Linked DNA regions of Homo sapiens: regions 1 and 3 are each linked to region 2. A link is an interaction called in ENCODE POLR2A ChIA-PET data of the cell type or tissue named here. Cell type or tissue: HepG2. All regions are shown on one strand. Region 1 has its middle 28 kb from the start of DENND4C. Region 2 has its middle 25 kb from the start of PLIN2. Region 3 overlaps DENND4C (DENN domain containing 4C).

What was found. Peaks named below come from ENCODE experiments on the same cell type or tissue, not always from the same donor. Only the 100,000 strongest peaks of a DNase experiment are listed, where the experiment ranks them.
Region 1: POLR2A ChIA-PET joins it to region 2 with 5 read pairs; 3 of 35 experiments call an interaction of 5 or more read pairs at or near these places.
Region 3: POLR2A ChIA-PET joins it to region 2 with 7 read pairs; 6 of 35 experiments call an interaction of 5 or more read pairs at or near these places.

What each region holds. Positions count from the first base shown.
Region 1 is chr9:19,201,287-19,203,786 of GRCh38, reverse strand. No RefSeq gene overlaps it. Among named protein-coding and RNA genes, the nearest start is that of DENND4C, 28 kb to the left of the region's middle. RefSeq lists an enhancer at 823-1,341. In HepG2, no CTCF peak of the experiment used is centred here; a DNase peak (open chromatin) is centred at 1,396; H3K4me3 peaks cover 712 bases.
Region 2 is chr9:19,150,984-19,153,483 of GRCh38, reverse strand. No RefSeq gene overlaps it. Among named protein-coding and RNA genes, the nearest start is that of PLIN2, 25 kb to the right of the region's middle. In HepG2, no CTCF peak of the experiment used is centred here; a DNase peak (open chromatin) is centred at 1,393.
Region 3 is chr9:19,371,540-19,374,039 of GRCh38, reverse strand. It overlaps DENND4C (DENN domain containing 4C), which reads right to left. Exons shown (of 33, transcript NM_001330640.2): 32 at 2,220-2,284; 33 at 1-2,003. The coding sequence ends at 1,867. Among named protein-coding and RNA genes, the nearest start is that of RPS6, 7.4 kb to the left of the region's middle. In HepG2, no CTCF peak of the experiment used is centred here; no DNase peak of the experiment used is centred here.

The DNA.
Region 1 (2,500 bases), 50 kb before region 2:
TGGCACCATCTTGGCTCACTGCAACCTCCGTCTCCTGGGTTCAAGCAATTATCCTGCCTCAGCCTCCTGAGTAGCTGGGATTACAGGTGTGCGCCACCATGCCCGGCTAATGTTTTTTGTATTTTGAGTAGAGATGGGGTTTCGTGATGTTGGCAAGGCTGGTCTTGAACTCTTGACCTCAGGTGATCCACCCACCTTGGCCTTCCAAAGTGCTGGAATTACAGACATTAGCCACCACGCCTGGCCAGATTTTGCATTTCTAATAAACTCACAGATGCTGCCTGTGCTGATGGTCCACTGATCCCATTTTGAGTGCAAGGAGTTAGACTATGTCATCAGGAGAATATCAGCTGAGGCTCCTTCAGGTGTTTCTGTGTGAGGGCTGTCCTGTCCTCCATATAGTATATAGCTTCTCCCCACCTTGGCCAGCACAATCTCTGTTCCACCCAGCCCCCAGCTCTTTAACAGGTTTTACACACACACACACACGCCCGCATGCGCACACACACATATGTATTTTGTTTGTTTTTGAGACAGGGTCTTGCTCTGTCGTCAGGCTGGAGTGCAGTGGTGTGATCACAGCTCACTGCAGTCTCAACCTCCCAGGATCAAACCATCCTCCCACCTCAGCCTCCCGAGGAGCTGGGACTAGAGGTGCATGCCACTATGCCTAGCTAATTTTTGTTTTGTTTTGTTTTTGAGAAGGAGCTTCACTCTTTTTGCCCAGGCTGGAGTACAATGGTGCAATCTCAGCTCAATGCAACCTCCACCTCCTGGGTTCAAGCGATTCTCTCTGCCTCAGCCTCCCAAGTAGCTGGGATTAAAGGCGCCTGCCACCACGCCCGGCTAATTTTTTGTATTTTTAGTAGAGATGGAGTTTCACCATGTTGGCCAGGCCAGTCTCGAACTCCTGACCTCACGTGATCCTACCCGCCTCGGCCTCCCAAAGTGCTGGGGTTACAGGCCTGAGCCACCGTGCCCAGCTGTGCCCAGCTAATTTTTAAATTGTTTGGACAGACAGATGCAGGGGGGCGGGTCTCCCTATGTTGCCTAGGCTGGTCTCTAGCTCCTGGCTTCAAGCCTCACTGTGGCTCCCAAAGTGCTGGGATTACAGGCAGGAGCCATTGTGCCCCGCCTTCAACGGGTTTCTTGTTCTGAGATCTGAGGGTGTTTGCCGGACCCACAGCTGCCTGACCCAGGGCCTGTTTCCTATCTCAGGAGGGGCCTTTGTGCTACTTCTCCTTGAGATGCTACTCCCTCCCATCCCCCAGGAAGTGATATATGGCCTCTCCTCCCTTTTGCAGGGATACTTGGCAACCAGACCCTTTGTGTATTTATGGCCCATTAACAAACTTTATCTAAGAGATAAGAAAGATCGTGAAAACCAGCTGCCCTTTGTTCAGATCATTTCACTTTGAAATAAGACTTACCCCTCTCTATTTTTAGTCTGCTGTTTATTTTGTAGGTTTGGATAAGGTGATTATAGCCCAAGGCTTGTTTTGATCTTTGTTCCTTAAGCTCTGGGGTGATTGGTAAACATTTTAGAAGCCAGTGGCTACTAGCTTTTATTTTAGCTTTTTCAGGATCATAGAATTGTAGACTTCGACCGTAGAAAAGGGCTTTCAAGGAGTTGTAGCTTAGCCCCCTTTATCTGACAAATAGGAAACAGGAGTTTTCTGTCAGGAGCCCATGGAGTTTCTGTACCTTACCAAAGACTACACAATTTAGGGCCAACTGGGCTGCTAGAGTCCCTCAGACCTTTTAAACTGTGCTCCAAGGAGCTGCTTAGACCTGCCTGCCCTGATATGTTTGTGTTTGGAGGAGTGGAGATAAAGGAGTACCTCAAGCAAAGCAGCGCCATTCATAACACTTTCATCCATTTCACATCCATTTCATACAATCTAAGATTTTAGAACTTGGATTTTATTTGAACAATGAGCTTTATATCTTAAAAAATTAATCATTTTATTTCACCTTGATGTCTGCAAATTAGTCTTTATTAAATATCTGTAGTTTAAGAGTCACATTTTTCTATTCTCATTTTACATGCAGAGTTTGAGCCAGAGCTAAAATTCTGTATCTGTGGAAAAGCTAAAGAAAGGAAGTCTGACACTTAGAACATTTAAATACAATATTTAAATACCCATTTTATCTTAGGCAGGAACTCATATTGTAAAGATATGTCTTCCATTTAGAAAGATAGAACATGCATCATCTTATCTAGTCACTGTTAGCATTTTTATGATACTTTTCCAACTCTTATATTGAAAGTTATACCCATTGATTTTCACCCAAGCCTTGGGAAATTAAAAACCCTTGTTGAGATACAATTTACTTAACACATAATTCTCCAATTTAAGCTGTACAATTCAATGTCTTTTAGCCTATTCACAGACTTGTGCAGCTATCTCCACTATCTAAATCCAGAACATTATCATCATTCCAAAAAGAAACCCTGTTGGCTGGGCGTGGTGGCTTATGCCTGTAATCCCAGCACTTT
Region 2 (2,500 bases):
GAATGTAAATAACATTAGCCCAGTCTGAACACTAGTTACTCTCTAAGGGACATTCTTTTAGCAATTTTAGAAATTATTTTGGAGGCAGAAATACACATAAAATGTTTCTGAGGGCTGGGCGCGGTGGCTCACGCCTGTAATCCCAGCACTTTGGGAGGCCGAGGCGGGCAGATCACCTGAGGTCAGGAGTTCAAGACCAGCCTGGCCAACATGGTGAAACCCTGTCTGTACTAAAAATACAAAAATTAGCCAGGTGTGGTGGCAGGCGCCTGTAATCCCAGCTACTGAGGAGGCTGAGGCAGGAGAATCACTTGAACCCGGGAGGCAGAAGTTGCAGTGAGCCGAGATCGCACCACTGCACTCCAGCCTGGGCAACAGAGAGAGACAACATACCAAAAAAAAAAAATAATTATATATATATATATATATATATATATTTCTGAAAGGATACATAAGAAAAAGTTAGCATTGGCTGTGTGCGGTGGCTCGCGCCTGTAATCCCAGCAATTTGGGAGGCCGAGGCAGGTGGATTGCCTGAGCTCAGGAGTTTGCAACCAGCCTAGGCAACACAGTGAAACCCCGTCTCTACTAAAATACAAAAAAAAATAGCCAGGTGTGGTGGCATGCGCCTGTAGTCCCAGCTACTCAGGAGGCTGAGGCAGGAGAATTGCTTGAACCCGGGGGGCAGAGGTTGCAGTGAGCCGAGATATCGCCACTGCACTCCAGCCTGGGCAACAGACAGAGACTCTGTCTCAAAAAAAAAAACAAAAAGAGAAAAGAAAAGAAAAGAAAAGAAAGGATAGCATTGATTGCCTCCAGCAAGGGGGAACTTTGTGAGTAGAAGACAGAATGGAAGGGAGGCTTTTCACTGTATTATCTTTTGTAGGTTTTGCATATCAGATCATGTGTAAGTATTACCTATTCAAAAATAAATAAAATTATGGCCAGGTATGGTGGCTCACACCTGTAATCCCAGCACTTTGGGAGGCCAAGGCAGGCAGATCACTTGAGGTCATGAGTTCGAGACCAGCCTGGCCAACATGGTGAAACCTCATCTCTACTAAAAATAGAAAAATTAGCCAGGTGTGGTGGCAAGCACCTGTAATCCCAGCTACTCAGAAGGCTGAGGCAGGAGAATTGCTTGAACCTGGGAGGCAGAGGTTGCAGTGAGCCAAGATTACACCACTGCACTCCAGCCTGGGAGACAGAGCAAGAGTCCATCTCAAAATAAATAAATAAATAAAATCAAAATAAAAACGTAGAGCTCTCAAAGTCTAATAGTTTGCCTCTCTTCTAAGCAGTTTAATCATTAAGTTGCAGAATTTGCTGTGCATGGCCCTTGGTTATCAAAGAGGTCAATGTCCAGCTTCATTGAAGTGGTACATAATGAGGTTGAATTGACCTATGCACAGCCAGCTGGCTGGATCTATTTGAGGACATTTTTAGCTATGACCCAAAGGACTGTATTTTCCATTCCTGCGTTCCAGACAGGGCTGAGCTCAGGAAGTATCTAGGTTGGGTAGCCAGAGGCAGACTGGAGGTCTCATAGGTGTGTGTTAAAGGATGTAGACAGAGATAGGGAGTGAAGAGCTACACATCACGACTGGGTCATAGTCCTGTGTAAGGAATATTTTACCTGTTCCATACTTAAAGTTTACAAAGTGTTTACAGACATTACCTTCTCTGAGTCATCCAATTTCTCTGGATGGCAAGTGGGCAAGGATTTTGTCCTGTCTTACTAAAGGGGAAAACTGAGTGTGGTGACCATGAGATACACCGCTCAGATATCCTTCTAACTGCGGGGAGCAATTGACTGAGGGCCCCTGCTGCCTTCTGAATTCCATCACCACATGTGAGCTGAGGCCACACACCCATGGGCTACTCTCAGCCAGTGACAGAGTGTGGCAGGGATATTAAGGCAGGGTGATACTTTGGAGATATGGGACTCCTCTGATGACTGGGGTGCTCCCACAGCCTCACTGAAATTTCTTTAGAGTACACTATAATGTAACGTGCTTCTACCCACCCTTCTCTCCTTTCCTCTCTTCTTCACTTGGGTTGAGGCCTGCATCGCAGTCTGATGGGCCTGCCAGCCTCTCCTGGCTCCTTCCCATTTTCTCTTAGAGGCATTTCCTACAAGTTGAATACTATTTTGTCATCAAACATAGATCTGGGTGATTGTAGGTATGCTTGTAATCACTGCAATATATTGTCTTTGTTTTCAGAAATTCATTTCAACTTGAGTCATTAGATAGGCAAATCTTTTTTTCCTACTAGCTTATCATTTTGAATACTTTATTAAAAATATTTTCATATACATGTGATTCTGTGTGGCATATTACATAGGCATAGAAATAACAATTGGCTAGGCACACTGGCTCACACCTGTAATTCCAGCACTTTGGGAGGCCGAGGCAGGTGGATCATTTGAGGCCAGGAGTTCAAGACCAGCCTGGTCAACATGGTGAAACTCTGTCTGTACTAAAAATACAAAACATTA
Region 3 (2,500 bases), 220 kb before region 2:
AGTACCAAGTCTTGAGTTGCAAAAATATATACTCTCAGACAGTGCAAAAGATCCATTTTGAAGGTAATGAAAATTGTACATAATTTCTGACAAATTGTTTCATTTAGCATTTTCACAATAAATTCACACTAGAATTCTGCATAGGTCAGATTAACCCTGAAATGTTGAAAGACTGGTACAATAACTATAATTTGTAAATGGTTACATCAGGTAGAAGGGAGTTAGGTTGTTACTGTACCATATGGAAGTAATTTTACTGTGTCAACTCATTTAGTCATCTGCATAATTACTGTAAACACACACAAAACCAATGGCTTTTTAAACCATGCAGAGAGTTAAGGCAAACTTACTGTTCCTAAGGGATATTTTTAATAAAAGGCATGATAAATGTCAAAGTGAGGCATGTGAGATCATGATTTTCTTAAACCTACTGGCAACAAGCTTAATAAATTTACAGTTTTAAGACTTAATTGATTCAACCTAAAAACACAGTATTTACAAATGCACATTTTTACTCACAAGCATACAAATCTAAATATACAAGAATAAAACTTCCGTGTGCAGTGCAAGTTTATCCCACAGGTTTTAAAAAGTCATCAATACCAACAATGTATGTGCCTGAAAAAAGATTTCATGTTCAATGACATACACTTTAGCATTTTAAGCACATTCCAATGAATTCCATAAATTATTAGGCAGCTGATTTAATTTCATTTTAACTATCTGATGATTGATTCATTTGTTCCCATTTTAAAACTATTGCAAATTAACATTGGGAAGAGGATGGAAGTAACTGGATAATCAAGATAAAACCCATTAAGCAAGATAATACATAATATGAAAGGTGTATTATGTTGGTACAAAAATAATTGCGGTTTTTGCCATTAATAGTGGCAAAAACTACAATTAATTTTGTGCCAACCTAATACATTAAAGTTAGGGAAGGCAGCTGTCATCAGATTTTCAGGTAATTTTAAGATTAATGACTACAGACAAGTTTAGTAGTAGTCATTTATTTAATAGTCAATGAGACCCCTTTCAGAAAACCGTATTGCAACATGCAATCTATTTTAATAAATATACACTTAGAATATGGCTGTATATACACATACCTACACAGCCCTACACATATACAAACTTACACAAATATGTTGCTCTCTTTTTTTTTTTTTTTTTTTTTTGAGACGGTCTCACTCTGTCACCCAAGCTGGAGTTGCAGTGGCGTGATCTCCACTCACTGTAGCCTCTGCCTCAGTTCAAGCGATTCTCCTGCCTCAGCCTGAGTAGCTGGGACTACAGTGGTGCGCCTGGCTAATTTTTGTATTTTTAGTAAAGACAGGGTCTCACCGTGTTGGCCAGGCTGGTCTCGAACTCCTGGCCTCAAGTGATCCACCCACCTTGCTCAGCCTCCCAAAGTGCTGGGATTACAGGCCTGAGCCACCGTGCCCGGCCATGTTGCTTTTATAATTGAGATATTTCATTTGTTTTGGGGGTTAGGCAAATTTAATTTGCCATTCCTCAAACTCAGTAACTTCAAATATAAACAATGCCTAGAATGAATATGGTTCCTCATTATTTCTATCAAACTACTACAAATACTGAAGAATCCCAAAGTAGTTTTCCACAGAGGCAGAAAAGCAGTTCAGGGGTTGAAAATCTTCAATATTAATAAGCCCTGGGACATTCAAATGGCACTTCATATTTCAAGGTAATGCAATATGAATCATAATTCATTATATATTGTCCCCAAGAGTTACTTCAATTCCGTATTCACCAGTTCTTACGATTTGGAAAAAAAAACTTGAATGTTTCCAGATGAAATCTAATCCCCAAGCCTTGTGTGTCAACATTCTAGTGAATCTCTATTTAAATGAGAGGCGCTCCAAAACACTTCCTGCACCACTCGACACTGGCACTTGGTGGAGCATCAATTTTCTGCAACCTTTCAAGAATCTCTGAAGACAGACTATTGTATGCAATTCCATATTCATTGTCAAATGCCTCTGAAAGAAATTTTCAAAAATGAAGTTGTAATTTGTTAAGAAAGACAACAGCCGTTCATTTCAAATTGGTATTGAGTCAAATTATATGTATTTGAACTATATATTTAGAAGTAGAAATCTTTTAAATCTTTTATACATACCAGCTACATTTTTAAAAATTACTTTTGAAAATAAAATGTAAAACTTCCTTTCATAATCTTTTATTAACCAACTTACCAATATCAATATTCTCTCTTCCTAGAGACACTAATGATAAGAAGAGGATTTCTCTGTATAAACTCCTATAAAACAAATATGTTTTAAAAGTCAATGGGCAAATAGCATAAAAACACAGATGCATTTTTTTTAATGGTGAAGACATTAAGTTCTGTCATCTAGTTAATAGTAATATAACTATGTCAATGTCCTGGTTTTAATATTACATTACAGTTAGTTATATGAGGTGTCACATTTGGAGGAAGCTGTGTGAAGGCTACATTGAATTCTGTACTATTTTT